2 separate regions of the Homo sapiens genome follow, and region 1 is linked to region 2. Evidence: chromatin loops called from intact Hi-C (ENCODE). Cell type or tissue: gastrocnemius medialis. All regions are shown on one strand. Each heading gives the region's core, and the rest is flanking DNA. Links, peaks and the distances in the headings are about the cores only. Region 1 overlaps GAS7 (growth arrest specific 7). Region 2 overlaps GAS7 (growth arrest specific 7).

Evidence for each region. Hi-C counts contacts between places; a loop is a spot of excess contacts. Peaks named below come from ENCODE experiments on the same cell type or tissue, not always from the same donor. Only the 100,000 strongest peaks of a DNase experiment are listed, where the experiment ranks them.
Region 1: a loop joins it to region 2, with 9 times the contacts of the local background. A loop is called at or near these places in 5 of 110 quality-filtered maps.

What each region holds. Positions count from the first base shown.
Region 1 is chr17:9,921,329-9,936,009 of GRCh38, reverse strand. GAS7 (growth arrest specific 7) reads left to right here. Exons shown (of 14, transcript NM_201433.2): 9 at 1,766-1,844; 10 at 9,241-9,369; 11 at 10,411-10,534. Among named protein-coding and RNA genes, the nearest start is that of RCVRN, 23 kb to the right of the region's middle. RefSeq lists an enhancer at 10,027-10,953. In gastrocnemius medialis, for the core only: a CTCF peak has its summit at 6,953 (motif pointing right); a DNase peak (open chromatin) is centred at 6,860; H3K27ac peaks cover 826 bases; H3K27me3 peaks cover 578 bases.
Region 2 is chr17:9,977,165-9,991,845 of GRCh38, reverse strand. It overlaps GAS7 (growth arrest specific 7), which reads left to right. Exons shown (of 14, transcript NM_201433.2): 3 at 9,962-10,042. Among named protein-coding and RNA genes, the nearest start is that of RCVRN, 79 kb to the right of the region's middle. RefSeq lists an enhancer at 10,195-10,696. In gastrocnemius medialis, for the core only: no CTCF peak of the experiment used is centred there; no DNase peak of the experiment used is centred there.

The DNA.
Region 1 (14,681 bases), core at 3,935-8,934, 54 kb after region 2:
CAATCGGCCCTAGCTGGGTGACTTTGTGTTCTGTTCCGCTGATCTGTGTAACTGCCAGGACTACTCCTGCCACCCCTGGACCTCCTACCCACCTGTTGAATCAGGTGGGGCACCCAAGCCACCCAGAGGGGGTGGAGTGCCCCAGTACAGCTTCCTGGATCTCAGGCCCTTCAGGCAGAGACAATTGTCAACAGCTTGGATTGCCCCGTTTCATACTCCAGTGCTTCTCTGGTGGCTTCCCCTGCCAGGATCACTGAGGGGACCTTTCTTTGCTGCTAGACTCCTAGATAAAATCAGGCAGTCATTTCCCATAAACACCCACCTCGGCCTGAGCCTGCGCCACCACCACACAGGGCTGGCCAGCCATCAGAGGGATCTGCTGTGCACTGTTGGGCAATTCTTCGCTGCTGGCTGCTCTGCTCCAGACCCAGAAGCCTCACCACATGCTGTCTTTTATTCAGCTTTTGCCACTCGACTTTAATGAATTCTCTGGGGGAAGTGGCTTTTGGATGATATTAAGTCAACAGAACATTCAGCCTGGATTTACTGGCTGTGTTGAAGAGGCTGGGAGCAAGAAAGCGGGGGTATCACTTGGAAGGGTCATGCGGTTAAAGAGCTCCAAATCATAGAGAATGTAGCCTGGGGCCTGCATTGGCAAGTCTTAGGGACTTCAGGAGATTTCTTCTACGTGAAGCCTCTCCTTGGAGTGGAGAAGTGATGCTGCTAAGAGGACTTGGCCCTTCTCTAGTAAGCTGTGGGCAGCATCAGGGCTCACAGCTAGAGAAGCAGTGCTAGAGGAGACCGTGCTTCCTAGGATGGCCGTGGGAGCCTTCTCTGCCCTGTGGCTGCATCTAGGTCACTAGACCCACACAGTCCATCTTCCCCACTCCTGGAAGCCAAGGAGCTGGGTTTTTCCTATAAGCAGCGCTGTGTGATACCTGCTGTTTGAAAAGAGCTTCTCCGGCTGGGCATGGTGGCTTATGCCTGTAATCCCAGTACTTTGGGAGGCCGAGGTAACCCCTCCCTGCAGCTGCTCTCAGTTGGTCAGGAGTTCGAGACCGGCCTGGCCAACATGGCAAAACCCCGTCTCTACTAAAAATATAAAAATTAGCCGGATGTGGTGGCACACGCCTGTAATCCCAGCTACTCGGGAGGCTGAGACAGGAGAATCGCTTGAACCCAGGAGGCAGAGGTTGCCATGAGCCAAGATCGCGCCATTGTACTCCAGCCTAGGCGACAGAGCAAGACTGTCTCAAGGAACAAACTAATAAACAAATGAAAAGAGCTTCTCCCTGGAATAGAACCTGTTTTCCTTCCTTGATTTATTAGCAGATGCTTGCACCCCTCATCAGCAAACCAGGGAGGGGTGATGTGAAAGCTCTGGGGACAGTGACGGCCCAGGGGTCAAGGCCCTCACTGCAGCTGAGGCTTTGGAATGTCCCCACACCTGCTTCCGGCACCTTCCTGGGTCCTTTCGAGCCTCTGGATTTCTAGGAATCCCCACCCCCCCCACCTCTTGGCTGTGCGCCACAGTCTGTTTCCTTAGCTCCAGAGGTAAGGTGAGCTCACTTGGACCTTGGTGGCTCATCTGACTCTGTGAGTTGAAACGTGATGCTCATGTCTGGTTTCTGCCTGACTTCTGCCTCATCCGCGTCCACATTCTCAGCTGTCATATACCTCCCCGAGACCTGGGGTGGAGCCCCACCATCCTGCCTCAGGAAGGGCTTTGGCTTGTGACCTGAGTCTCATGGTCTTTGTGTTGCAGCTCCTTGGGAGAGGCGTGGGCCCAGGTGAAGAAGAGCCTGGCGGACGAAGCAGAAGTTCACCTCAAGTTCTCTGCCAAGGTAACCCCTCCCTGCAGCCACCCTCAGTTGGTCTTACACACTGGGGTACTAAAAAATAGTTAACAACTGTCTCTCCAGTTTGCCGTTTGCCATTTTCCCTGGTGTAAACTTCAGGCTATCAACATGAAGTCACGGAATACGGAGTTGGGAAGAGATATCTGCCCAGTGGCTCACCATGAGGTGGTGCATTTTTGTATAGACACAGTAGCACAAATAACCATCAATATCCACCAAGAGCATGGAAAATAGTAAAGTGTAGTTAGGAGGTGGTAAGTGCTAGGTATTTATTGCCTTTGTTTTTTATGTTTTGTTATTTTTAAAAAGACAAGGTCTCACTGTGTTGCCCAGGCTGGAGTGCAGTGACATGATCATAGCTCACTGCAGCCTCAGCCTCCTGGGCTCAAACGATTCTCCCACCTCAGCCTCCCAAGTAGCTGGGACAACAGGTGTATGCAACCATGCCTGGGTAATTTTTTTATTTATTTGTAGAGATGGGGTCTCGCTATTTTCCCCAGGCTGGTCTTGAACCTCCTGGCTTCAAGCAGTCTTCCTGCCTCTACCTCCCAAAATGCTGGGATCACAGACATGAGCCACTATACCTGGCCTATTACCTTCGTTTTTAATATAATTTTTATTCAATTATAAGTTCATATCATTTCCTTTTTGATAATGGCCGTGTTTAACAACCAGCAAACAGAATTCCTGAAAATTTAACATTCAGCTCTTGGGAGCCACTGGGAGCAGGCCTTAGCACACCTGCCCAGTTTCTCAGGGCAGCCCCTGAGTGACGAAGCCCTGCTTTCTTTTTGCCTGGCTTTCAAAGGGATGGAGTAGGATGTCCTGTCTCTTCCTAGTGTCAGGGAACATTAGGTTATGCCAAAGGGAGAATTTTTTTTAAATTTGTGGTTGTTGCAAAATTTCAGAACAAGTAAAGGGTCCTTCTTTATTTATTTATTCATTTATTTATTGATTGATTTATTGATTTATTGATTTTGAGACAGAGTCTTGCTTTGTCGCCCAGGCTGGAGTGCAGTGGTGCGATCTCAGCTCACTGCAAGCTCCGCCTCCCGGGTTCAAGTGATTCTCCTGCCTCAGCCTCCCGAGTAGCTGGGACTACAGGCGCCTGCCACCACACCCAGCTAATTTTTTGTATTTTTAGTAGAGATGGGGTTTCACCGTGTTGGCCAGGCTGGTGTTGAACTCCTCACCTCATGATCCACCCTCCTCCGCCTCCCAAAGTGCTAGGATTATAGGCGTGAGCCACCACTCCCGACCATAAAGCATCCCTCTTTCATTTAATTCTGAAGATACTAGTGCCAGGACTCGAGGGCAGGGTGTTTCTGTCCTATTCCCATCCTCAGGGCTCAGGATGGTGTCTTGCATGTAGTAGATGCTTAATAAATATTTTCTTATTGAGTCATGAATGAACAGAGCCCTCTGACTATCTCCACCCCACCCCCAGTCTTTTCAGGTCTGCTTTCTCTCAAGATTTCTCCATGTTTCCAAGTGACTCTCCCTTCCCCACTCCCTGGCACATACCTCCAGGTTTTCTCTCCGACTCTCAGCTAATTTTTAGATGAAAAATAAACTAAATCTCTCAGTGAAGTAATCCACTCTAAAGTGTACATGATTGGTGGGGCTACCCATTAACAGGCTTGCCTTTTAAAGAAAGGGGCCAGGCGTGGTGGCTCACGCCTGTAATCCCAGCACTTTGAGAGGCTGAGGTGGGTGGATCATGAGATCATGAGATCGAGACCATCCTGGCCAACATGGTGAAACCCCATCTCTACTAAAAATACAAAAATTAGCTGGGCTTGGTGGCGCATGCCTGTAGTCCCAGCTACTCGGGAGGCTGAAGCAGGAGAATCTCTTGAACCCTGGAGGCAGAAGTTGCAGTGAGCCGAGTTCACGCCACTGCACTCCAGCCTGGCAACAGAGTGAGACTCTGTCTCAAAAAAAAAAAAAAAAAAAGCGGGGGGGACCTTTCAGAGTGCACCATCCCAGTGACCCTGGCCTCCTCGCTCTTCCCTCTGTCCTCCCACCATCACTAGTCAGACACAGCAGGGTAAAGTGCCTAAACGCTGAGTCTCCCTTCTTTAAACACGTGCTTGATCATTTGAAGGTAGCATCCCTCAGAGATGGTCGCTCCTTCCTGGGACTTCCACGTTCAGCACTCACTGGTCCTGTCTCTTTCCTAGTGTCGTTCCTACTGCAATTGCAAGTCCCTGCTTTGGGATCCCATACGATGTACCCCGTGGTGGTACTCGGCACACAGAAGGCAGAATGAATGACTCAGATGACTGAGACACGTGAAAGGACTTTCTAAAGAGCTGGGTTGGAAGAGGGAACAGAGCTGCTACAGCTCCCCATGGCTTAGTGTGCCCCAAGATTGAGTTGACACCCAGATGTGAGTGAGAATTCCCAGCCAGTGAAGGCATGCTAACTAACCTCATTACACCAAGCGCTTCAGTAGAAAATTGCTACTCAAGTCCTGGCAGAGAAGGGAACTCCGTGAATGGATCTTTTTCCTGCATTGCATCCAAAACAGCAAGTTATTTTTCAGCTGCAGATCATGAGTAGCTTTCCCCTCAAGGCCTCCCTTCCCCTGTCGGGGCCCCCAGCAGCTCCATTCTCTGCTGTGGTAGAAACTTCCATTGACTGGGAAGATCCTGGGCGGGCTGCCATTGTGATGGGGTGGGGCTGGGAGCCAGAGTTGCGAGCTTTGGAAAGGTCACCTGCTGGGTCCCCGGGAATCTTGGTGGCATTTACTCCCCATCAGCAGGACCCCTGATTCTTGATTGTTTAGAGTGCTCAACAGGTGGCAAAACTCTCTCCGACGTGGTAGTGGTGACATAAGTGGTGTGGATGGCTGTGTGCAGGATATAACTCATTGCCGTCAACCACCACGCGAGATAGCATACACATTTCACAGTGAGAAGAGGTGGGGTGAGATCACAGCCCATGGTCACACAGCCAGGTGGGTTCAGTCACAGAGGAAGCAAAGGAAAGGACTGAGCGAATGGGAGACTTGGTCCCCAGAGCTTTTCTTCCAGCAGCTCCCCTGCTTTGGCAGACCAATGGCATTGAAAACACAGCCTCTTCTTGAGCCTGTGCCTTTCCAGGGGTTGCCAATGGGCTACTGCAGACTGGCCCTGGACAACCACATGCTCAGAACATTTTAAGTTAGTGTTCAGGACACAGGGTGGACCTCACCATTCAGTTGACAGGAAGCTCATGAAGACCCGTCATGCAAAACAGACTTTGCTACGAGAGGCTCTCGGCTGCTTCCAGCCTGTCGGTCAGTGTTGGTGGCCTCAAGCGGTCATCGCAGCAGCCTAGTGGTTTTATGGCGATTCCTTGAGAAGAAAGTGGCTCCAAGGATGTATTTGACTGCCATGAATAATATAGCTCCATATGCCAAAAACCGTTTTTAATGTCTGCTCCAAAAGACTTATTGAAATTCTGCTCTGAATGCTCTGTGTCAGGGGTAAAAGCTCTTTAAGAAATGCAATTTTGTTGCAGCAATTTTTGTGGTTTTTCTGGTCCATTAGCTCAAGCCATTGCTAATAGCAACAGATTGCTAAAGAAATGAGAGAGCCGTATACAAAGAAAGTTATACCTGGCTCCTGCTGAAGAAGGGAGAAGAGCAGAATTCCTTCTGCTGATAGAAAATCTCATGCGGTAGAGGCTCTGCGTTCCATCAGAAGATTTAGGGGACAGGAGTGAGGAGACATGAGTTGTATCTCAGTATTGTCACTAACAAGCTCTGTGACCTTGAGCAAGTCACTTAGCTCCCCTGGGGTTTCATTTCTTCACATATGAAATGAAGAATTCAGACCAGATCAGTCTCTTTACACTTATCTGACAGTGACTTACAATGATGCATTTTATGTGAGCATTCAGAACCTGTCTGTAGGTATCCACTCCGATATCTGCACACAGACATTCACACACATCTGTAGCTGAAACAAACGTTTCATAAAACAGTATTTATCCTCCTACTTAAAATGTACTCTGGTATTTTCTGTTCAAGTCTGGTCTGTTCTCACCAAAAAGCTGGTCCTGGCCCATTAAATCGATTTCACAACTCTCGGCCGCACACCGTCTGAAAAATATCAGACTAGACAGTGTCTGAAATTCCTACCAACTTGGAACTTCTCTTATTCTCTTCTGATGTGTGAGATGAAAAGGAAGCAAAGAGAGCGAGAGTTTTGGAAAGAAAAACTGATGGGCCATGACAGGCCGGCCTGAGTCTGTGAGGACACTTTGAGGAAGGACTTCTGATTCCTGGTTCAACAGAGATGCTTAAAAGTTAAGAATGGGTACTAAAGATACCAGCCTAACCATTTTAAAGGAAAAAAAAAACTGTCTTTTAAAAGTACTTAATATCGTCGGGCACAGTGGCTCACACCTGTAATCCCAGCACTTTGGGAGGCCGAGGCGGGCGGATCATGAGGTCAGGAGATCAAGACCATCCTGGCTAACATGGTGAAACCCCGTCTCTACTAAAAATACAAAAAAAAATTAGCCAGGTTTGGTGGCGGGTGCCTGTAATCCCAGCTACTTGGGAGGCTGAGGCAGGAGAACGGCTTGAACCTGGGAGGTGGAGCTTGCAGTGAGCCAAGATTGCGCCATTGCACTCCAGCCTGGGAGACAGAGTGAGACTCCGTCTCAAAAAAATAAATAAATAAATAAAATACTTGATGTCTGTAGCGAGATGGAGATGCCAGGCATCCTCATCTGTGGAATCAAATCACTTGTGATAGTTAGCAGCGTCACGCTTCCAGAATGTCATTTGAATTTGGGGAAAGCTTCCTGGCATATTGGCAGGTTCATGGGCTTTTCCCCAGACCACAGAACCTGGGGCTGGGGTCCAGGAAACCTTAATGTTGAAAACTCTTCAGGTCATTCCTGGGCGTATTAAAGCCTGAAAGTCACTTGCTTTCCATGTCCTTAGAGACCCCGGAGTTTCTGAGTCAGCAGGCTGAGCTAACTCTCCCAGATTCCCGGAGTCGTACAGCTGCTCCTACTCAGCAAATGCCAAACCTATATACGTGGGAAAGGGGTTTATTTATTCTCGTAAGCTCTCAAGATTTTTGTAGCATCCTGCAAACTGCCGCCAGGTGGGGATGTTTTCCTATACAGGGAAGGTTCCAGGGGCTCAAAAAAAATAGTAGGACATATTTACAACTAACACGAGGAGGAGAGAGGGGTGTTTGGATGGCCAGTTCTCTGTTAGTCTGTGACGGTCATCCAGCGACAAAGCTGTCTTCTTGTCACCCAGGGGATTGAGCTCTGAAGAGTTTGTCATTCTCTCTACAAACACAGAAGGGGCACCCACCCAGCCCCAGCCCAGGTCAGACACTGGGCACAGCAGTGCTCAACCCAGATGGGGCCCCTGCCCGCTTGGAGCTCCCAGCCCCGTGTAAGTCAGTTGCTTAGAATAGGGACACCTAAGTCCTGGTTGTATCCAGAGAAAAAGATATTGTACAGCAAAAACCTGAGGGAGAGGAGAGAAGTCACAGAACCCTCGTTGGGATATCATCTGTCCAGGGAAGTTGAGCTGTGCTCCCTAGAGACACCTCTAAGACCGGTGGAGGCAGATTTGCGGTGGTGGGGTGGTCATAGGTTGAAGAGAGTTGCCTGATTCCAGGCAGTGGGGTGGGAGGGGTGCACAGGGCTAGGGTGCCACCTGGCTTTGACCACAGCAGGTCCCGTTGATCTGTTTTCTTATAAATGTTATGGGCTGGGCACGGTGGCTCACGCCTGTAATCCCAGCACTTTGGGAGGCCGAGGCGGGCGGATCACGAGGTCAGGAGATCGAGACCATCCTGACTAACACGGTGAAACCCCATCTCTACTAAAAATACAAAAAAAAAAAAAAAATTAGCCGGGCGTGGTGGCAGGTGCCTGTAGTCCCAGCTACTCGGGAGGCTGAGACAGGAGAATGGCGTGAACCTGGAAGGCGAGGCTTGCAGTGAGCCGAGATCGCGTCGCTGCACTCCAGCCTGGGCGACAGAGCGAGACTCTGTCTCAAAAAAATAAATAAATAAATAAAAAATAAATAAATGTTATGCTCACAAACAAAAGGAACAAATTTTAAGGAAAAGTTCTTTTAAAGGGGGGTGGGATGGGAAAGAGGGAAGGAATAAAAGAGAAGAAAAAAGCTTAAAACCCTGATGCCACCCAGCTCTTCTGACAGCATAAACCCTTTTCTCTGGCCCCTGGGATACAGGGCGGTTCCCTTTGCCTGTGCTCCAGGCAGCCCAGCAAGCTGAGAATGTCTTTATGAGCGCAATGCGGGACAGTTGCCCTTGTGAGTTTCCAGCAGGTCTCCAACAGTTCCCACCATCAGTTCCTCGAGGTTTGGACCCTGTCTAGCTCACCTTTGTATTCTCAGCACCTGCCATGGAGTAGATGTTCGATAAATAGGACTGACCTGAGACCTTCTAATTGAATGGCATTCATTCGACTGTTCTTTACTGAAGCCGCGTACCCCAGTCACTGTGCTGAGTGCTTGGAGACACAGACGCTGATGTGGTTTCTGTCCCCAGAAAGCTCTCAGTTCGGAAAATAAGGGAGAGAGACATAAGAACAAAGCCGTGCAAGAAGCTGTGGGATAAAATAAGTGTGTGAGGTCATTGATTATTATTGTTTTTTGTTTGTTTGTTTTGTTTTTTTTTTTTGAGACCAAGTCTCACTCTGTCACCCAGGCTGAAGTGCAGTGGCACAATCTCGGCTCACTGCAACCTCCCAGGTTCAAGTGATTTCCTGCCTCAGCCTCCTGAGTAGCTGGGATTACAGGCACCTGCCACCACTCCCAGCTAATTTGTGTGTGTGTGTGTGTGTGTGTGTGTGTGTGTGTGTGTGTGTGTATGTAGTAGAGATGGGGTTTCACCATGTTGGCCAGGCTGGTCTCGAACTCCTGACCTCAGGTGATCAACCTGCCTTGGCCTCCCAAAGTGCTGGGATTACAGGCATGAGCCACCGTGCCCAGCCCATTGATTATTAACTTGATTTAGCCATTCCACAATATATACATATTTCAAAACAGCATATTATAAACCATAAATAGTAAAAAATTCTAAAAATTTAAAAGCTGCAGAAGCTCAGAAAAAAAGTAGTTAACAGATGGGGAAATCAGAAGGCTCTAGTTGCTAACCACTTATCCTGTAGACGTGTGTGGGGGCCTCCTGAGCTAAGGTGACCTGCCTAAGCTGAGACCTGATAGGCAGCCACGTGTCAGGGGGTGTCTCTCACCTTCCTGCCAGGTCGCTACCCCAGACTCATCCTCACTTGCCTGGGGAAGTGGGGGTGCCCCTCCCATCCCTCCTCCCTGCACTGGCTTACAGCTGATGCCCTGGGTCCTGAGTGTGCGTCTCTACTCTCCCAACAGCTTCACAGCGAGGTGGAGAAGCCCCTGATGAACTTCCGTGAGAACTTCAAGAAAGACATGAAGAAGTGCGACCACCACATTGCCGACCTTCGCAAGCAGCTCGCCAGCCGCTATGCCTCGGTGGAGAAGGTGAGAGGCCCAGGACGCTGGGCCAGGGCAGGTGCATGGGGGACTGCCTGGAAGAAGGGGGACTGGGAAGCCAGCAGTGGCTCCATACGCCAAGGCTGAGTCTTTGTCCCCAGGTAGGGGAATAGGGGGATGTCCAAGCCTCGTGCCTACGCCAGAGCACCCCACCCATCCAAGGGCAGATAGGAGCTGCCTCCCTGTGGTGCTGGAATGACCACCCAGAGGGCCAGGGGTGCGAGGAGAGGCTGCAGCTGCAGTGGGCAGTCGAGTGGCTGTTGGCGACCAGTTAAACCCCGAGCCTAGCAGTGCTGCTGCTGGTTCACGTGGGGCCCCGTGTTTAAGCCTCACCTGGCTGAGTCGTCCTGACTCAGTCACCGCCTCCCTGCTCTCCTTCCTGCTCAGGGATGAGGCTGAGTCCTGGGTGGTCTCACCTCCAGGGAACTGATGTTCAGCCTTAGAGGGAAGAGAGTGTGCCCCAGGGACTGATTCCCAGTCCCCAGTGCCTTAGAGAGGAGAAGGGGGCTCAAACTGCTGGGACACCCTGGGCCCAGCCAACTGCCGCCACCCAAGGACCACAGAGATGCCAGTGGTGGCCTGGAGGAAAGGCAGTACAGTGAGGGGAACAAGAGGGCCGAGGCTTGTCCAGCTCCAGAACGGGAGGGCTGTTGCTACATCCTATTAAGTGCTGCAGGGAGGTGACACAGATGGCCTTTGTGGTCCCTTCCAAGCAGAGGGGCTGTGACTTTAGGACTGCCTAGGTCCCCAGTCTTTGTACAGGCTCCATCGGGAAAAAAACGTGGTTTGAGAGATTGAGGTAGGCTGAGTCCAGATGTCACTGGAAGAGGCAAGGACGAAAAGAGTTGGGTTGTAGCCTCTACCTAGCTGGGTGGTGCCACTCTGGCTGCTGGGCCTCTCTGGACCACTGTGGCATCATCCACACAAACAAGGGGCGAAAGGACTCCAAAGGGAAGCTGGGCTGCGTGGCCCAGGAGGCCCACTGGCTCCGAGCTGTATGAGCAGCTTCTCCGTGTCCTTGGACCCCAGGCCCGGAAAGCCCTCACAGAGCGGCAGAGAGACCTGGAGATGAAGACCCAGCAGCTGGAGATCAAGCTGAGCAACAAGACAGAGGAGGACATCAAGAAGGCGCGGAGAAAGTCCACACAGGCTGGTAAGTGCTGGGCACCCGCCTGGCCTGGTCAGTGCACACAGAAGGAGAGGGCACGGGGCTAGGAGATGAGGTGACTGGCGAGGGTGCATCTCTCCTTTGCAAGACTGCAGCGAGGAAATTACTTCCCTTGTTTGCCAGGAGGTACCCCCTCTTCCCTTCTCTCTGACCCACACCCAGAGATCTCAAAGAAAGAGACTTTGGGGGTCAGAGGAAGGACACAGGCCGGGCTAGTTCTGGGGCATGGTAGAGGCTGGACTCCTTACTCTCTCCCTGGTCGTGGCTTTTTTTGTTTTCCGCCCAAGCCCCAGATCTCTGACCAGGAGGTGGACAAACTCCTTCATGCACTGAGAGCTCAGGGCCCTGTCCCTGTTCAGAGCCCACAGAAGCACACAGCTCACCCAAGCTGCCCACTTCCCCAGGAAGCAATGCTCTCTCTGAAGGTTCACCTATGGGGATGGGCTCCTGCCCTGGGAACAGAGGCTGACACTTTGTTTAAAGAAATAACCAGATTTCAGTCTCTTGGGAATAGTCTCCCAATGAGTTGGTTTCTGCTTCCACCTAGTGGTCAAAGTTAGCTAATACACAAAGAGGAAGAGAAGGCCTGGTAGAACCAGTGAAAACCTCGGTAACTAGATCTAAGGGAAGCCACGTTTCACTGCACGAGAGGACACGCATGTTGCCTCTGGAATTAGAATGTGTGCCGTAGTATTAGAGTTTGGTCTGTAGGTCCCTTTCACCTCAATTTCTGGTGAACCTGTTACAATTCCTTCATTATAGAAGAAAGCAGCCACCTTACATTTCAAAATAAGGTAAGATAGAAATAAGTCAATAAAAAATAATGTAATAGAAGGATAACGTTTATTATACAAATCTTATAATGCACAATAATAAATTACAGGATCAAGAAGTAGAGGGCACAGTATATTTATTGGTAGAGAGAAGGGGGGGCACAGAAGGGGAAGAGATCTGTTTAAATTATTAAGTTATTAAAAAAATAACTTATAGGCCAGGTGCAGTGGCTAACACCTGTAATCCGGCAGTCTGAGAGGCTGAGGCAGGAGGATCAGTTGAGCCCAGGAGTTCGAGACCAGCCTGGGCAACATAGTACCTCATCTCTACAAAAAAATTTGAAAAAATTAGCTAGGCATGGTGGTGCATGCCTGTAGAATCAGCTACTCAGGAGGCTAAGGTGGAGGATGGCTTGAACCCAGGAGGTTAAGGCTGCGGTGAACTATGATCACACCATTGCATTCCAGCCTGGGTGACAGAGAGAGACTCTACCTCAAAAAACAATTATATTGCAAAAACAGTATTGGTACATGGCAAAATATTTTAATCAGCAGACAAGAATATAAAATGCTATTCACAGAAATAATCACCATCTCTTCCTAGTGTTTTGATTTTTAAATATTTAAATTTATATACATTTGATCATACAATCTATCTTCTGAACTTATTTAATATATCTTGGAAATACCTCTTTTTCATTTCTGTAAATCTTTTTGCCCATCCATTCATGCATATCAAACTTTTTAATGGCTGGCCAGTGTCCAGTTGTATGATTGTACCCAAATTTGTTTCATCATTCCCTTAACTGAGGTTTAGGACTCTTAGATTGTTTCAGAGTGCTTGCCAGCCAGTGAAGCTGTGTTATTGTACCTGCATCTTTGTGTGTGCCTAAGACCAGATCTGCATATAGAGAGAATATAGTTGCTGAGTCAAAGGGTATTATTCGTCTTGATGGATATTTCCAAATTGCTTTCCAGAGAGAGCACCTATCAACAGCATCTATGAATAATGCCTGTTCTCTAAATGCTTATCAACATTGTGTGTTATCAAGATTTGAAATTGGTAGTGAGTGGGGAAAAATGATATTTTGTTTTTAATTTGCTTTTCTCCATAACCCAGGTTGAGTATGTAAAATATACATATAAATCATTGTTGTACTTTCTGTGAACTGATTAACTCATATCCTTTCCCCACTGACCATAGATTCTTTATCTATCAGGGAGATGAATCGTTTTTCATTTTAATTGCAGATATTTTTCCTAGATTGTCATTTGTCTTTTAGTTTTGTTCTTTGTAATTTTTTTTTTTTGCTTGTTTGTCTATTTTTTCTTGCTGTTTTTCTGTACAGTGATATTTCCCATAAGAAGCCTAGATTTCGGAGCTGATTTAGATCTTTTTTTTTAATCACCTAGAGGGTTTTTTCTTACTTTTTTTTTTTGTTTCAGGTGTTTATTTTTGTTTTTGTTTTTAAAATAGTGAAGGCCGGCCGTGGTGGCTCACGCCTGTAATCCCAGCACTTTGGGAGGCCCAGGCGGGCAGATCACGAGGTCAGGAGTTCAAGACCAGCCTGGCCAACATAGTGAAACCTCGTCTCTACTAAAAATACAAAACTTAGCTGGGTGTGGTGGTGTGTGCCTGTAATCCAAGCTACTTGGGAGGCCAAAGCAGGAGAATCGCTTGAACCCAGAAGGCAGAGGTTGCAGTGAGCTGAGATCGCAGCACTGCACTCCAGCCTGGGCAAGAGAGTGAGACTCTGTCTCAAAAAACAAAACAAACAAACAAACAAAAAAAGACAGTGAAATATGTAACCCACCAGACATTTATTTTTCCTTACACTGGTGGTCTAACCATATTCCACAGGTTCTTATTTGTGGTGGTTTTATTTCTGCTATTTTCATTATGTTTTGCTATTTGGGTTTTCATTTGATCTTCGAACCAAGAATTGTTTCAAAGAAAATCTTTATATGTTTACAAGCAAGGGCTTTGTTGTTGTTTTCTAATCTTGCTATTTTTTTTTACATAGTTTTATTGCATTGTCATCAGATAATACGGTCTCTCATTCCTGTAGTTTGGAATTATTTTGTGACGAAAGTGACAGTCCTTAGACCTAACTCTGAAAAATACCGCCTCTTCTGAGCACTCGCTGTGGCCAGCCTCCATGCTTTAGAGCATTGTCTCTTTTGATCAGCACAGTCCCCCTGCAGGGAGGTATTTTTATACCCTTTACAAATGAGAAGACTGATGGCAGAGAAAATGAGAACCTTCCATGAGGTCCACAGTGGTGGAGCGGCGAAGCCACAATTCAGTCTCCTCTCATTCCAGAGACTCTGCTTGTCGCCATTTTGCTGGACAGCCTGTTGCTCAGGAAATGCCACCTGTTCTTTCCTTCTGTTCCTTTCCTCCCTCTTCCTCATCTTTTCCAAGGCTACTAGAAGGAAAGACATCAGATCCTCAGGGATCATCATCATCATCATCATCATCATCATCATCTTCATCACCACCATAGCCCATATTAATATTTGGCTCTCTACGCCCATCTCTATTCTAAGTGCTTTACATATTTTGACATATTTATTCCTCATAACAACTTGGTAAAGGTACAATCGTTATCTCCATTTTACAGATGAAGACACGGAGGCAAGCGCAGGATAACCGACTTGTCTACGATTACATAGCTAATAAGTAGTTGAGCTGGGATGACAACAAAGGCTTTTTTTTTTTTTTTTTTGAGATGGAGTCTTGCTCTGTCGCCCAGGCTGGAGTGCAGTGGTGCGATCTCTGCTCACTGCAAGCTCCGCCTCCCTGGTTCATGCCATTCTCCTGCCTCAGCCTCCCGAGTAGCTGGGACTACAGGCGCCTGCCACCACGCCTGGCTAATTTTTTATATTTTTAGTAGAGACGGGGTTTCACCGTGTTAGCCAGGATGGTCTCGATGTCCTGACCTCGTGATCCACCCGCCTCGGCCTCCCAAAGTGCTGGGATTACAGGCGTGAGGCACCGCGCCTGGCCAACAAAGGCATTCTTGTCCCACAATCCATGGTCTTAACCAATACTGTTCTAAAAAGTTCCAATTTCAAGCTCTTGGGCTGCCATAGAGAGAAGGTACAGCCCCCTTCACCTACTCTGTTTCCCAATGCTGTGGAAGTTCCTGAAGCAATTTCTCAAAATCAGCATTGACACACAGGGCTCAGGGAGTTTCACAGTGTACAGAGCAGCACGCCGCCCTCCTCCTCGGCCAGGCAGGAGCTCTTGCTAGAAATGCATTTGCATTTCGGAGGCTGAGGCGGGCGGATCACAAGGTCAGGAGTTCGAGACTAGCCTGGCCGATATGGTGAAACCCCATCTCTACTAAAAATAC
Region 2 (14,681 bases), core at 6,259-11,258:
TATGCGTGAGCTGGCAGTGGGTTACCAGCACCTGTTGTCTCGGTGACAAGACATATTTCTCCAACATTGCAGTCAACCTTCCTTGCCCTTCAACCCAAGTTTGGGTCAGTGATCGTCTTTTAAATGCTCACAGATTCCCGGTGTGTTTGCACGGGTCTACGCTCTGTAAGGAGGCTGGTAGATCAGGGATCCTAATGGGGATTGAGAGACAGGCTTGGACAGCTCCAGGCAGCACCCCCTACTCCCTGCGACCCTTCGAATTCCTTGGCTATTCCTGGATTCCTGGCCCTGCTCTTTCACAGGCCCTCTGTGCAGGCTGGAGCCAGACCAGAGCTTGGTTCTGGCAAATATCAAAGGGCCAGGACACTGACGGGGCCTCTGCTTCATCCCATCAGTAACACAGTTTCTGTATCATCTGTGAAATGGGCACAGGAGCCCCTGCTCCCCACCAAGATTGTAGGGCTGCCCTAAGAATTTTGTAAGCAGCTGTGAGTGGGAAGTTGGGGACCACTCATAGTGATGTTTCCCTGGTTAACTAAGGGATAGCCTGACACTGCAGCAATGCTAAAGAAGGCATTCTAGCCCCCCTTCACCCCTAGCACCCCTCTTTTGGGAGATGTGCTCCTTGTAGGCATCAAAAGGAGGGGTGAGGCAGGGATCCAGCTTCTGGGGTAGAAGTTGGGAAGCAAAGAAGAGGAAGGAAGGAATGGAGGTGGTTTTAGTTTTTTGTTTTGTCTTATTGTTGTTCTTAGTGTCTGTGAGTGCTTACTCTGTGTCAGAAACTGTGCTAAGAGCTGTATGTACCTCACTGAGTCCTGTCCTCAACACCAGGAAGCTGGGACCCCTATACTGCTATCCCGTACTTTACAACAGGGAAACCGAGGCCAAATAACATGGTCCTTGTTAAAAGGAATAGATCTGGGATTTTTGAACATCTGTCTGTAAGATGCCAGCGCCAGAGCTCTTAATAACGGATTCTCAGACCTTAGAGTATACCACAATCACCCAGAGGGCACCCAGCAGGTTCCAGATAATGCTGATGTTGCTGGTCCGGGAACCATACTTTGAGAACTACTGCCCTGGATGATCCAATCTGGCCCCCATTACCTCTGAACTCATCTTCTATTTTCCCTTCCCCACAATTCCTCTTCAGCCACACTATCCTCCTTGCTGCTCTCTATGATGAAGGACATGCTTCTGCCTCAGAACATTTTTATTTTATGTTCCCTTCATTTGGGATTCTCTTCCCTCAGATATGTGTGTGGCTTGCTCCTTCCCTCTGTGATAGGAGCCTTCCAAGATGGCCCCCAACACACTCACCTCCTGATACACTCCTGTGTCATCCCTTTCTACCTTCCCTCCTGGGTGGTCCCTGAGACTAATAGATTGTGGCAGTCATGATGGAGTGTCACTTTTGAGACTAGGTTGTAACAGACATTGTACCCTTTGCCTTGCTTTCCCCTGGCTCGCTCGCTCTGGGCGAAGTCAGCAGCCATATTGTGCAGAGCCCGTGGCAAGGAACTTTGGCTCCTGCCAGCATCCGTAGGGCGAGCTTTCTTCTTTTTTCTTTTTTTTTTGAGATGGAGTCTCGCTCTGTCGCCCAGGCTGAAGTGCAGCGGTGCGATCTCGGCTCACTGCAAGCTCTGCCTCCCGGGTTCATGCCATTCTCCTGCCTCAGCCTCCCCAGGAGCTGGGACTACAGGTGCCTGCCACCACGCCCGGCTAATTTTTTGTATTTTTAGTAGAGATGGGGTTTCACCGTGTTAGCCAGGATGGTCTTGATCTCCTGACCTCATGATCCGTCCACCTCTGCCTCCCAAAGTGCTGGGATTACAGGCGTGAGCCACCATGCCCGGCCAGGGTGAGCTTTCTTACAAGTAGCTCCTCCAGCCCCAGTCAAGCCTTCAAATGAGGCAGCACCCACTGACTTCCTGACCCCAAGCTCATGGGGGAACCTGAGGCACAATTGCCCAGCTAAGCCACTCTCTGATTCCTGATGTGCTAAAACAATATGAAATAATGAATGTTTGATGTTTCCAACTGTTAAATTGGGGGTAATTTGCGATGTAACAATAGATACATAATACATTTCTCTCAGATCTTCATTCTGTGTTCCTTTCTTGGTGAGGCCTTCCCTGGCCATTCTTAAATTACAGCTTCGTTCTCATAACACTTTCTATCCCCCTTCCTTGCTTTATTCTCCTTAGTGTGTACCAAGAGCTAACCTGATATGTTTTGCTTATTTTTTGTCTCCTGGCACAACTCCCTCCCCCAATCCCATTAGAAAATTTTTAAGTTTTCACTTATGGAAAATTTTATACACATACACATTTTATACACATGTGCATGTGTCTAAAATTAACTAAAGATGGAATGGCATAATGACCACTAGAATTTAAGCTGAAGGAGGAGGAGTTTAACCACTTATATTTCCTGCAATATAACCCCGTGTCCAGCACAGTGCCTGACACAGAATAGGCCCTCAAATATGTGTTGAATGAATAATAATAATATTCATATTGAGGATGATTCTCAAATAAAGGGTTGTTTATAGATTAAAATACACTGTTTTGCTGCAGCTCCCAGAGTCCCAGCCTAGAGCTCAGACACGGTGAGTGTGGCCAGAAAATGGTGGTCTTTGTTGTCAGACTGAGTTCCAGAGATGCCACTTCTCACTGAGGCCTCAGTTCCTTCCATTAAAAGTGGAAATGGGCCGGGCGCGTAGTCCCAGCACTTTGGGAGGCTGAGACAGACGGATCATGAGGTCAGGAGATCGAGACCATCCTGGCTAACACGGTGAAACCCTGTCTCTACTAAAAATACAAAAAAATTAGCCGGGCGTGGTGGCAGGCTCCTGTAGTCCCAGCTCTTCAGGAGGCTGAGGCAGGAGAATGGCGGGAACCTGGGAGGCGGAGCTTGCAGTGAGCTGATATCGCGCCACTGTACTCCGGTCTGGGCAACAGAGCGAGACTCCGTCTCAAAAAAAAAAAAAAAAAGGAAATGACAGCACCTATCTCATAGGTGTTTTGTGACCGCTGAAGGGGATGCCAGATGTGGAGGGGCTTGGCGTGACCAGGCGTAAATGGTTCTTCAGAGAGTAGTTTCTTTCCTGCAGAGAAACTGTGGTTGTGATTTAAATATCATTTAATTTTTTTTTTCGAGATGGAGTCTTGCTCTGTCACCCAGGCTGGAGTGCAACGACGCGATCTCTGCTCACCACAACCTCCGCCTCCTGGCTTCAAGCAATTCTCCTGCCTCAGCCATTTACTTTTAAGAGGGAATTTCAAATGTCTTGTAGCAATGGCTGTACTGGAAGGCATTGAAAAACCAGAGATGGAGGAAACTCTGGTGCGCAGGAGGGAACCAGGTCTCTGTGAACTGCTGCTTTTGTATTGGCCAAGGGAGATAAGCAGGGGCCTCCAGGAGAATGTGGCCTGATTGCAAATTCTGCATCTGCCTGGACCAAGGCAATGGGGCTCGCTTGGAGGACAGGGCAGCATAGCCTGGGGGCAAGCCAGCTTCTGGGTAGGAAGGGAGAAGGGCTGAGAAACGGAGTGGCAGGGCTGCCATCTGACTAGAAAAACCTGGCCATAGCTAGGCAGACCCTCCTTGTGAGGACTACAGGGCAAGGAGAGAAGCCATGGGTAGAGAGACCGCCAAACCAGGGCAAGGAAGAAAGAAAATTTGGTGGTGGGGGAGGAGGAGATAGAGCAAGTAGCACAGAAGGGTGAGTATAAAGAGAGGCAAAGAGGAGAAGACTGCAGGAATCTCAGATCAAAGTCAAGACCCCAGAGTCCATTTCCTTCTGCTCTGGTATCTGTGGTTATTTTACCTGATAACCACAGGGGGCAGCAGAGAGCCGGCACAAGCCAAGAAAAGTGGACGAGCCCCAGCAGGAGGCCACTGGGGGCCAGAGGCTTGTAGGTGGGCCCATGGCCAGTCACCATAACCAGTGGCTTAGGTCCAGGGGCTCCTTGTGGCTTTCCCACTGGAGCCCAATATTGCTAATGCAGGCAGGATGCAGCCTTAACAAGGGGAAATGAAGCCCGGAAGTGACTATTTAAAATTAATAACTTCCGCCTAGCTCACTGTTTTTAAAATTTATTATTATTATTTTGAAGAAGGGGCATCTGTGCTTTGAAACTCAGATTTACATAGTCTTCAAGCTTTCAACTGGTCTCTCACTTTACAAATTATTCATTCACTCACTCATCCATTCATTTATTCATTTATAGAGATAGGGTCTTGCTGTGTTGTCCAGGCTGGACTTGAACTCCTGGATCCTATTGCATCAGCCTCCCAAGTAGCTGGGACTACAGGCGTGTGCCACTGTGCCCAGCTGTCTTTATAAGTTTTATTCTATGTGGGGTAGACACTGGCATTCGCTGAGGAGAAGATTAACATCTTTGGCTCTTAGCATTAATGCTAAAATAGTACCTCCCTTAGACTGGTTTCATCCATGGCCAGTATATGGCTCTCTGGGTCTCAGCGGAAGAGGTCTGAATGGAGTTCTAGTTACCACTAGGAAAATATGTGTTTTGTGTGAATTAGGTGGGGTGGGAAGAGGCTCCCCGGGGCACATCTCACTTCTTCCACTCTGACCGCACTGTTCCTCCTAGAACCTCTGGGGCCTGTGTGGCCATGGCTCTGTTAGTAGAGTGTGGGCAGTCATCCGGGATGACCTAAGACCACAGGGATGGACGTCCAGAGAATGCAGAAGGGTCTCAATCCAGCATCTCTTGAGGCCTGGAGCTGCCGCTTCAGTCTTACTGTGACTTGGTCAAGGAGCCAGATGTGTTGTAAGCAGATTAGGGAATCTTGTATTGGAAAAGACCTGGACACGGCTTCCTCCCTGTGGGTAGTATGGTCCTCTGGGGTGACTTGTCCTGCTGCTGGTGAGGTCACCCAGCCAGAGCCCCAGTGGCTCTCTCCAGATGTCTGCCTGGCCTGGCCTGGCCTGGCTCAGCACCATCCCTGCCCCAGGCTCACAGTGTCTTTGTGTTATGGGTTGGTCAGATCTCGCCAAGACAAGGAGATGGACTGGGCTGAATCCTTCAGGCAGCTGCATCGTCCCTGATGGGGCCCATTTGGAGGTTAGAGGGGAGGGATATGGTACTTACGGAGACTCTAGCTTGTGGGGGGTCTGGGAGTTGACCAGGCCAGTGAGGGCAGGGAAAGGGGCCTCCCATCGGGTCCCCACATGGACAGCAGCATTCAGACTGCAGGCCAGCGTCCACCTAGGGTTTCAGAGCCTCCTGCAGCCCCCGGAGCTGCTGGCTGCTGTTCTGATTGCCTCTGTACTGGTAGTTCCCTTCATGGAGGGCTCAAGGATGGGGGATGGGGAGAGGAACGGGGACCAGCAGCTTCTCTGTTCAATAGTCCAGATGTTATTTTGGGTCCGCAGTGGTTGGTGATGGCTCGCAGGTAGTAGGCAAACAGTGATGGATGAATGGGTGCAAGGATGGAAGGAGTAGTCAGTGCATGAATTGTGACCCTCTGCCCCAACCAGAAGATCAAAGGTGGTGTCTGCACATCAGCTGGTGGGACTTCCTTTTAAAATAAGGTCAATGGTGTCAGCCACCAAAGGGGTGGTGGCAGCAGCACAAAGGGAAAGTTTTCTGGGACCTTTTCCCTGCTGTTTATTCCTGGAGAGCACATCAGGTGGGAATCTCTCTTGTGCTGTCACAATGTCCGTCTTTCTGTTGGCCCATCTGTCCTTGCATCCTTCAGGCCAGGTGCCGTATTTGAGAGGGCGAACCAGCCGTGGCTTCGACCCTCAAGGAGATAAGGTGTCAAGGTTAGGATCTGAGCTGTCTGAGGGATGGACAAAGTGCTGATTTCCTAGAAAAAAGCTGGATGGAATGTGTGTGTTGCAGGACTTAGGTCAGGTTCTCAAGAAGACTTGAGGCAGATTTACATGCAGGAGTTTCAGTAGGGTGTGTGCTCCTGGGAGCAACCCCCGGGGAAGGAAGGAAGCAGCATTGCAATGCGGCCACCAAGGAGGCCTCGGCAGCGCCGTGGGGAGCTCTGAGCTGGGAGGGGCCTTCAGAATTGTTTGATTTGAGACAAGGGGATTGGTGGGCCGTTGATCCCCTCTCACCCCAGTCATTAGATGTGCACCCTGCACCCCTACTCTAGGCATAGCCTTGGGCACGGCAGCTCTCTTTGGCTAAGGGCGGTTCCCTGAGAGGGACTCAGCTATGAGCCTCTGCAGCTAGAGAGATTTGGGTGGTGCACTACAGCACCCACTCTAGAGAGTCTGGGGAAGAACTCTTTGCAGGGAAGAAGAGCAATCTTGATAGGCTGCATGGTGGAAGAGACATTTTAGTTGAGACTTGATGAGTGAACAAGGTTGTGATATCCAGGGATGGGGGAGCAGGAGGCGGCAGGTATGGGTGAACAATACGGGAAAGGCGTATTTAGAGATCGGCGAGGCAAGTTAACTGGGCCTGAAGTGAAGCCAGTGGGATGTCAGTCTGGATGCAGTCAGGGTTGGGATCCTGGAGCACTTTGCCAGGAGGCCAGTGGACTTCGGAATTGATTCCGTGTGCCATGTTGGAAAGGAGCTAGCCAGGGATTTTCGCTGTGAAGTGACCTCCGGCGAAAGCTGGGCTCTAGGGTGAGTGGTCCACTAGCTGTGAGTGGACGGATTTCAAAAGGCAGGGAGACTGGCTCTGGAGTGACATGGAGAAGACAAGAGGAACGTGATGGAGGGGCATCTCCAGGCCCTGGGAACCAATTAGATATGAGGGATGGGACATAGGGTGGAGCTGGTGATGGTGAGTGAGCCCTGTCCCTGGTTGTCCAGGGGCCAGGGAACCCAGGAGACTCGGAGGAGAGGGTGGAGAGGGGAGCCCGGTCTTGACTCTGTGGATGTGAAGGCAACAGTGCGGCCTCCAGGCAGGGCTGATTCAACGGGCAGGAGAGAAGAGAAGCCTGCCTAGGAAGGAGCCTGAGGCTGGATGGTGCATCTGCTCCTGGGGATGCCCACCTCGCTGCTTTTGCTCATCGAAGCTCCACCGGGCTTGTCTGTCTGTTTTATTTAGTGCTGAGAAAGCACATACCATGTGCCCGATGTTATCCTAAGTGCTTTGTACAGGTGAACCCAATTAATGCTCTTTCCCAGCCTACTTAGGTACCATTTTCATCCCCATTTTATAGTTGAGAAAAACAGAATATAGAGTTCAGATGATTCCAGAGGTCACTCAGCGTATGAATGGCTTATGACGTGGGCCCTAAGCAGGGCAGTGGTCTTTGAAGTAAGTTCTCCAAGGCTTCCTGCTCTTGCCAGCCAGTGGGTCCCTTGGAGAAGCTCCTAAGCCTGCTGGCAGCCTCTCTCCTTGTCACTCCTCATAAAAGACCCTACTACTGTCTGGTTTATGTTCACACCGTCTCTGCTTTCCAGATCACCCTCAATTCTGTTTTCTCTCCCTTAAGACATGAAGGGACCATATTACCCCTGTTATGCCTGCCCCTGGAGTCCAGGTTCACCCTTCCTGAAACCCAAACCATGGGCCTTGAGACCACCAATCACACCTAGAGAGCGGGAGTATTGGGGCCTACGAGACCAAGTAGCCGAACCTCTTTATTTTGGATGAAGCATCAGAGGACCAGAAGGGTGGTGCGATTTGCCTAGGGCTGCACGGTAGTTTAGGAGCAAAGTTGAGTCAAGAACCCAGTTTTGTTTTTATTGTTTGAAACAATTGAATTTTCAGTAATGGAATTTTTAACTAAATAATGTTATATCCTCATATCAGACTAACTTTAAAAATGACTTAGCGCTAGAGGCATGTATGTGGGCCTTTGGTATTGGTACAGTATCTCCCTTGGGTGGACACCTTATTGAACTCATTTTACATAGGAGGAAAGGGAGTCACAGAGAATAAGTAGCTTGGCCAAGGATAGTGGTGGTGAGAGGCAGAGCTGGATTCCAACCCAGGCAGTCTGGGTCTAGAATCACCACACTAAACAGAGCCTAACTACTTTGCTATACCGCCCCCTTCAGTGATTTTGGAAAGTTTTTAAAATTTATTTTTATTTTATTTGTTTATTTATTTTTGAGATGGAGTCTCACTCTGTCACCCAGGCTGGAGTGCAGTGGCATGGTCTCAGCTCACTGCAACCTCCACCTCCCAGGACCAAGCGATTCTCGTGCTTCAGCCTCCTGAGTAGCTGGATTACAGGCACACACCATCGCGCCCAGCTAATTTTTGTTATTTTTAGTGGAGATCGGGTTTCACCATGTTGGTCAGGGTGGTCTCGAACCCCTGACCTCAAGTGATCCACCCGCCTCGGCCTCCCAAATTGCTGGGATTACAGACATGAGCCACCGCGCCCGGCCTATTTTCATTTTTTGAGACAGGGTCTTGCTCTGTCACCCAGGCTGGAGTGTAGTGGCGCCATCATGGCTCACTGCAGCCTCGACTTCCCAGGCTCCAGTAATCCTCCCAGCTCAGCCTCCTGAGTAGCTGGGACCACAGGCACGTGCTACCACACCTGGCTAATTTTTGTATTTTTGGTGGAGATGGGGTTTCACCATCTTGCCCAGGCTGGTCTCAAACTCCTGAGTTTAAGCAATTCACCCACCTCAGCCTCCCAAAAGTATTGAGATAAGACGCATGAACCACTGTGCCTGGACAGATTTTGGAAAGGTATTCACAAAAATTTATACATAAAAAGAATCTATAGTTTGATTTTGTCTCATTTTAAAGAGAAACATATGCTTAGAAAACAAATCAACATATGGATACCAAAATGTTGATGGTGATGACCTCTGAATGGTGGGATGATGGGTGATATTTATTTTTGTGTGTTTTCCTGCATTATCAAATTGTATGTAGTGAGAAAGTATTATTTTTATCACTAGATAACTTCATAAGAAGTCTCTGCTCATGGCAGTGAAATGGGTAAAGTAGTGTTTGGGGGACAATACTATAGCTTGCAGTATTAGTTTTCTCTCTTTCTTTGCTTTCTTTGCTTTCTTTCTTTCTTTCTTTCTTTCTTTCTTTCTTTCTTTCTTTCCTTTCTTTCCTTTCTTTCCTTTCTTTCCTTTCTTTCTTTCTTTTTTTTTGAGGCAGAGTCTCATTCTGTCTCCCAGGCTGGAGTGCAGTGGCACAATCTCGGCTCACTGCAACCTCTGCCTCCCAGGTTCAAGGGTTCTCCTGCCTCAGCCTCCTGAGTAGCTGGGATCACAGGCACGTGCCACCACGCCTGGCTAATTTTTGTGTTTTTAGTAGAGACAGGGTTTCACCATGTTGGCCAGGCCGGTCTCGAACTCCTGACCTCAAGTGATCTGCCCACCTAGGCCTCCCAAAGTGCTGGGATTACAGTTGTGAGCCACTGTGCCCGGCCAGTTTTATTTCTGATTAGAGCCTGTAGCAGGGCATTGGAAGAGAGAGAGGTGACCAGGCAAATTCAGCAGTTACAGCTCAAATGAGACTTAGAACTGCGAAATCAGGAAGAAACTTGGAAGTCACCACCAGGTGGCAGAGGGCCCCTGTCTCTTTACAGGCTCCTGCACCTCTGTGCTTTGGAGTTTCAGGTAACAGTGGACATTTGGGGAGAAATACCTGGTTGGCAACTTCAGGGTTCCAGGAGAAGAGTCCAGAGCCCCGAGACAAAGTAGGGGTGAATGAAGAGGCAGGTTGGGGCAGAGGATATTTTAGAGGATCTTGACATCTCAACAGGAAGTCCATCTCCTTCTGGCCCCAGCCTCATCAAGAAGGGCCCCCAGCAAAAACAAGCTCTGTGGTCATGGGATGGTGGAAGGGGGCAGGGGCCAGGAAGGGAGATGGATGGATATGGGAGCAGAAAGCAGGGTCCTGTCTGGCCAGGGTTGGGGAGGAGGGCGATTGGCTGTCTCTCTTTTTCTCCAGCTCTGAGCATCTCCTTCTGCTCTGTGAAACTCAGGTTCTGCCCTGTGACATTCTCAAAGTGATTTTCTTTGCTCTTCTTTCACCAGAGACCACCTGGGAACGTCCCAGCAGTTCTCCTGGGATTCCAGCCAGCCCTGGCTCTCACAGGAGCTCTCTGCCTCCAACAGGTAATGTCCGCTGTCTGCTTTGGGGCAACTGGGAGGGCCCTGATGCCACATTCAGTGGAGAGGCTGAGATGATGGGTCCTGGGTCTTAAACCTGGCTGATGTAGCAAACCCAGGGAGGGGTTGGGCCTGGGAGAGGGTCCCTTAGGCCTGCTGCCAAGCAGGTTGGTGTCTCCCTGGCAGTGCCAGCAGCAGCTCTGGTGGCCTCCTGCACACTCCTCCTCAGGCGCTTAGTGGGAGGAGATGGCTGGGGGAGGTGAGGTGTCAGAGCTCTTTCCTGTCTGTCAGGGGCAGGAAGACCTGAAGTGTGGACAGAACCACCCTATGTGGCTCTTGTGGACATCACGGAGTAGAAGCTAAAAGGAGGTAGATGTTTACAAGGCAGCTTTCAAATAAAACACCTGAAACAGTGTGAGGGAGACCTTTTGAGGGTGTGAGTTCCCCATCTGCAAAGGTAATCAAGCAGAGGCAGTTGAGATGGACGTTCTTTTTTGTTTGTTTGTTTGTTTCTCTTTTGAGACAGGGTCTCATTCTGTCACCCAGGCTGGAGTGCAGTGGTGCAGTCTCGGCTCACTGCAACCTCCCCTTCTGGGTTCAATGGATTCTTGTTCCCCAGCCTCCCGAGTAGCTGCGATTGCAGGTGCGCACCACCACACCCGGCTAATTTGTGTATTTTTAGTAGAGACGGGATTTCGCCATGTTGGCCAGGCTGGTCTTGAGCTCCTGGTCTCAAGTGATCCACCTGTTTTGGCCTCTCAAAGTGCTGGGATTAAAGGTGTGAGCCACCGCGCCTGGCTGAAATGGACATTCCTATAATAGGTGGGAGGTTTGTTCAGGGGCCTCTTGGGAGACATCTAGGTCTGAGATTCTGGAAGGCAGGTTATGGGACCCATCAGCAGGGAGAACAACATCTCCTTTCATGTGGCTTTTTAAAAATGTCACCTCCTCCAAGAAGCCTTCCCTGACCACTCAATTTTGAGCCCTCATGCAGTCACTTTAGATCTCAGCCGCATGCTATTTTAATGTCCCCATCATCCTGTTCCTAGTTGACCTTCACTCTCCCATGCTAGACTGTAAGCTCCCTGAGGGTGGGGACTTTGTCTGTTTCTTTTGTGATATCCTCAGTCCGCAGAGCCTGGCTTCCGTGTTGAACTAATTCACCAATGTCTCCACCATCCTATGGTGTGTGGAGCACACTTGTTGGTTTTCGACTTCAGGAGTCAATCTGGCAGCAAAGCATGAAAGTCAAAGTTGTGGTTGGGGCTGGGAATTTAATCTTCCAATGCCTTGAGCGTGACATCCTCAGCTTCTGTGGAAGGGAGGTGAGAGCCTGTGTAAAGTTTTCAGAAGAAAAAGTAATCCCTGGTCTAAATAGTTTACCTGAAGCAGCACAGGGAACCACAGGAAGGACCAAAGGTAATCACAGGACTCTGGAATACTGGATCGGAAGAGGGAGGTGGGACGCAAAGCGAGTGGCCAGATCCTCACCTTTCAGAGCAGGGAGTCTTTGGATATTGTCTAGCATTGAGACCTGAAGACATGAAAGTGCACATTCAAAGCATATTGCTTAGGCATATGACAGTTGCCAGCAGAAGAGCTCAAAACTGGAAAAGATGGGAAAATATTACCTCTAGAAAATCAGCTGAGGCGTGGGAGAGGTGATAGGAAGGTGGGTGTTTTCTATCAAAAATTATTTTAGGTTTTCAAAAGCACTTTATTTATATTTATATTATTAAATTTTTAAAAAAATAAGAAAGGAACCCCCTGTGTGGGAGGGACATGGGGCAGCTGTGACGGATTTCCTAGGGAGACAGTGAGTGCTGCCATCTCAGACCAAGTCCCCAGAAATGGGCCCGTTCGTACTGTAGCTGCCGTGTGACAGCAGGCAGTTCTGAGCCCACTGGCTTCTCTTTCAATGTTGTTCTTGTGTTTTTTTTTTTTTTTAAAACAATCAAAATGCCAGTGCGAATGACGCAAGGTGTGTCCTTTTTCCTGGCTGGCTCCAGGCCAGCCAGACACTAAAAAGGTAACCCAGCTGTCTTTTCCAGCCAGAGTGGTCGGTGAAGGAGGACAGGACAGGGAGGCCGGCAGAGGGAGGCTCGGATGTGTAGAGACAGCACGTGTGACTCGCAGCCTGCCCCGTTGGTGAGGCTGGTCGAGACTTGCCCTTTGAGTCATGGGGTCACTTCTCCAAAGCCTGCTCTCCTGGGACCCTCCACAGGCAGCATCTTGTCCTCTCTGCTGTTGATGGGGGCTGTCCTGCAGAAGGGATGCTCACAGGAGCTGCCTCCGGTCCCTGGCTTAGAGGCCTGGGTTTAACAGGCTCCCTTCTTTACCCTACAGGTGCATCAAGAGCCTCTCTCTGTCCAGCGCTGCACTGTGTGCTGGGCCCCTAAAGGGGGCTGAGAAAGGTGGGGAGATGGGTGGAGAAGGTCAGATATAGAGATGAGAATTGCCCGCATGGCCAAGGCTAGACTGAGTGTGTTGACAACTCCTGTCCCCCTCTGCCCCCATCCCCAGGGTGCTGGGGTAGTATTTCCTAAGGTGGAATCCTTGGGATCCCAGATGTATCCGTGCTCCATGAAGGAGGATGAAGAAGGACAGGCACATTAGCATTCTGAAGACTGCAGGAAGGCCTGAAATGAAGAAACCTATTTAACTCAGTTCGTTTGTGCTTTGTTTCTTTGTTTGAAACATACCACATATGTGTTAAGCTTTCCTCCCTCTTTTGGGTGGTTTTGCCTACCAGGGGACATTCGGCAATGTCTGGAGATATTTTTGACTGCCAGCACCGGGGGGAGGGGCTACAGGCATTTAGTGGGTAGAGGCCAGGGCTGCTGCTGAACATCCCACAATGCACAGGCAAGTCTTCACAACAAAGAATCACCTGGCCCTAAATGTTTACTAGTGCCGAGGTGGGGAAGCTCAGTTCTAGAGTGACCCAGAGCCTCAGTTCAGCGCTGCTCAAGGGTTCCCAGACCATGGCCCATTGAAGCAAGAAGCAGCAGCTCCCTACGTCAGCATGAAGAGTCCTGTGTCATTGATTCTGAGACATACATTTTCCCCTGACATATTAATATCTTGGAAGTCAGATGCATCTTACAATCAATAGTATATACTAGTTTATTAGAGACATGGTCTTGCTCTGTTACTCAGGCTGGAATACAGTGTCATGATCATAGCTCACTGCAGCCTCCTCCTCCAGGGCTCAAGCAGTCCTCCTGCCTCAGCCTCTCAAGTAGCTGGAACTACAGGCGTGTGCCACCACACCCCGCTAATTTTCTTATTTTATTTTCTTCTTCTTATTATTATTTTTTTCTGTAGAAACAGTGTTTTGCCATATTGCTCAGACTGGTTTTGAACTCCTGGTCTCAAGTGATCCTCCCAAAATTACCCAAATTACAGACATGAGCCACTGCTGGCCTCAATCACTGGCATCCTAGATTTGTGAAATTACAAATGTTAAACTGGGGCCTTGGGCATGTTTCTCCTTGCCAGGCCTCATTTTCCCCATTCATAAACTTGAGGGCCTGGAGAGAGATAAAACGAGGCCCTGCCCATCCATGCATGCTTTTGGATTATTTTGTTTGTTTGAGGTGGGGTCTTGCTCTGTTGCCCAGGCTGGAGTGCAGTGGTGTGATCATGGCTCACTGCAGCCTTGACCTCCTGGGCTCGAGGGATTCTCTCACCTCAGCCTCCCGATTAATTGGGACTATAGGCACATGCCACCTTGCCCAGCTAATTTTTAAAGAATTTTTCATAGAGACAAGATCCCACTATATTGCCCAGGCTGGTTTCAAACTCAGAATCCAGTGATCCTCCAGCCTCAGCCTCCCAAAGTGCTGGGGTTACAGGCATGAGCCGCCATGCCCAGCCAGCTTTACTTTTGTGTTGTAGCTTTGTTAACTTCTAGAGAGAGTTTGAAGGGCCACCCACAGAGCTGGTTCATTCTTATTAGTGCAGGTTTGTTGGATACTGGTAAGCAGAGGCAGCCAGGTTGCCAACTGGGAAGAGAGTTCTAGAAACATGCCTAGAGTCCTCCCCCAACCCCCCCCTTCCCCACCCCCGCACAAACTAGACTCCAGTCTTTGAATGTTGGGTGCTACTTAGGATCAGACCTGGGCTGGGGACTTTGCCTGCATTCCATCCTTTAATATCACCAGAGTTATGGAAGCTGTGTTTATTCAGTAGCTTTACTAGAGGTGTTTAATGCCAGGCTTTCTGGGTGAGACCCGCATGAGTAAGAAATAAACTTTAAACCAAAACAGAACACCTAAGACGCCATTCAGTAACTGCTGCAAATATTGAAAGTCCTCTTTGGGCTGGGCTTAACGTGCAGTGTGGAAATACTGATTTGTAGAGAGAAATAGTAACAGGCAAAGAGAAAGAAAATGAGTGAAAAGGGAGATGCTGGGAGTTTCATGTATGAGTCATTGGGTAGAATGAAGACAGTACAGGGCAGTGTTGTCCAGTAGAACCCTCTGTGACAGTATAAGCATTCTTTCTCTGTGCCTTCCAATATGGTAGCCACTAGCCATGTGTGGCTCTTGAGTACTTGAATGGGGCTGGTATGTCCAAGGAGCTGAATTTTTCATTAATTTAATACCTTGTTAAAATTTGGGGAACAATTTTTAATTTACAG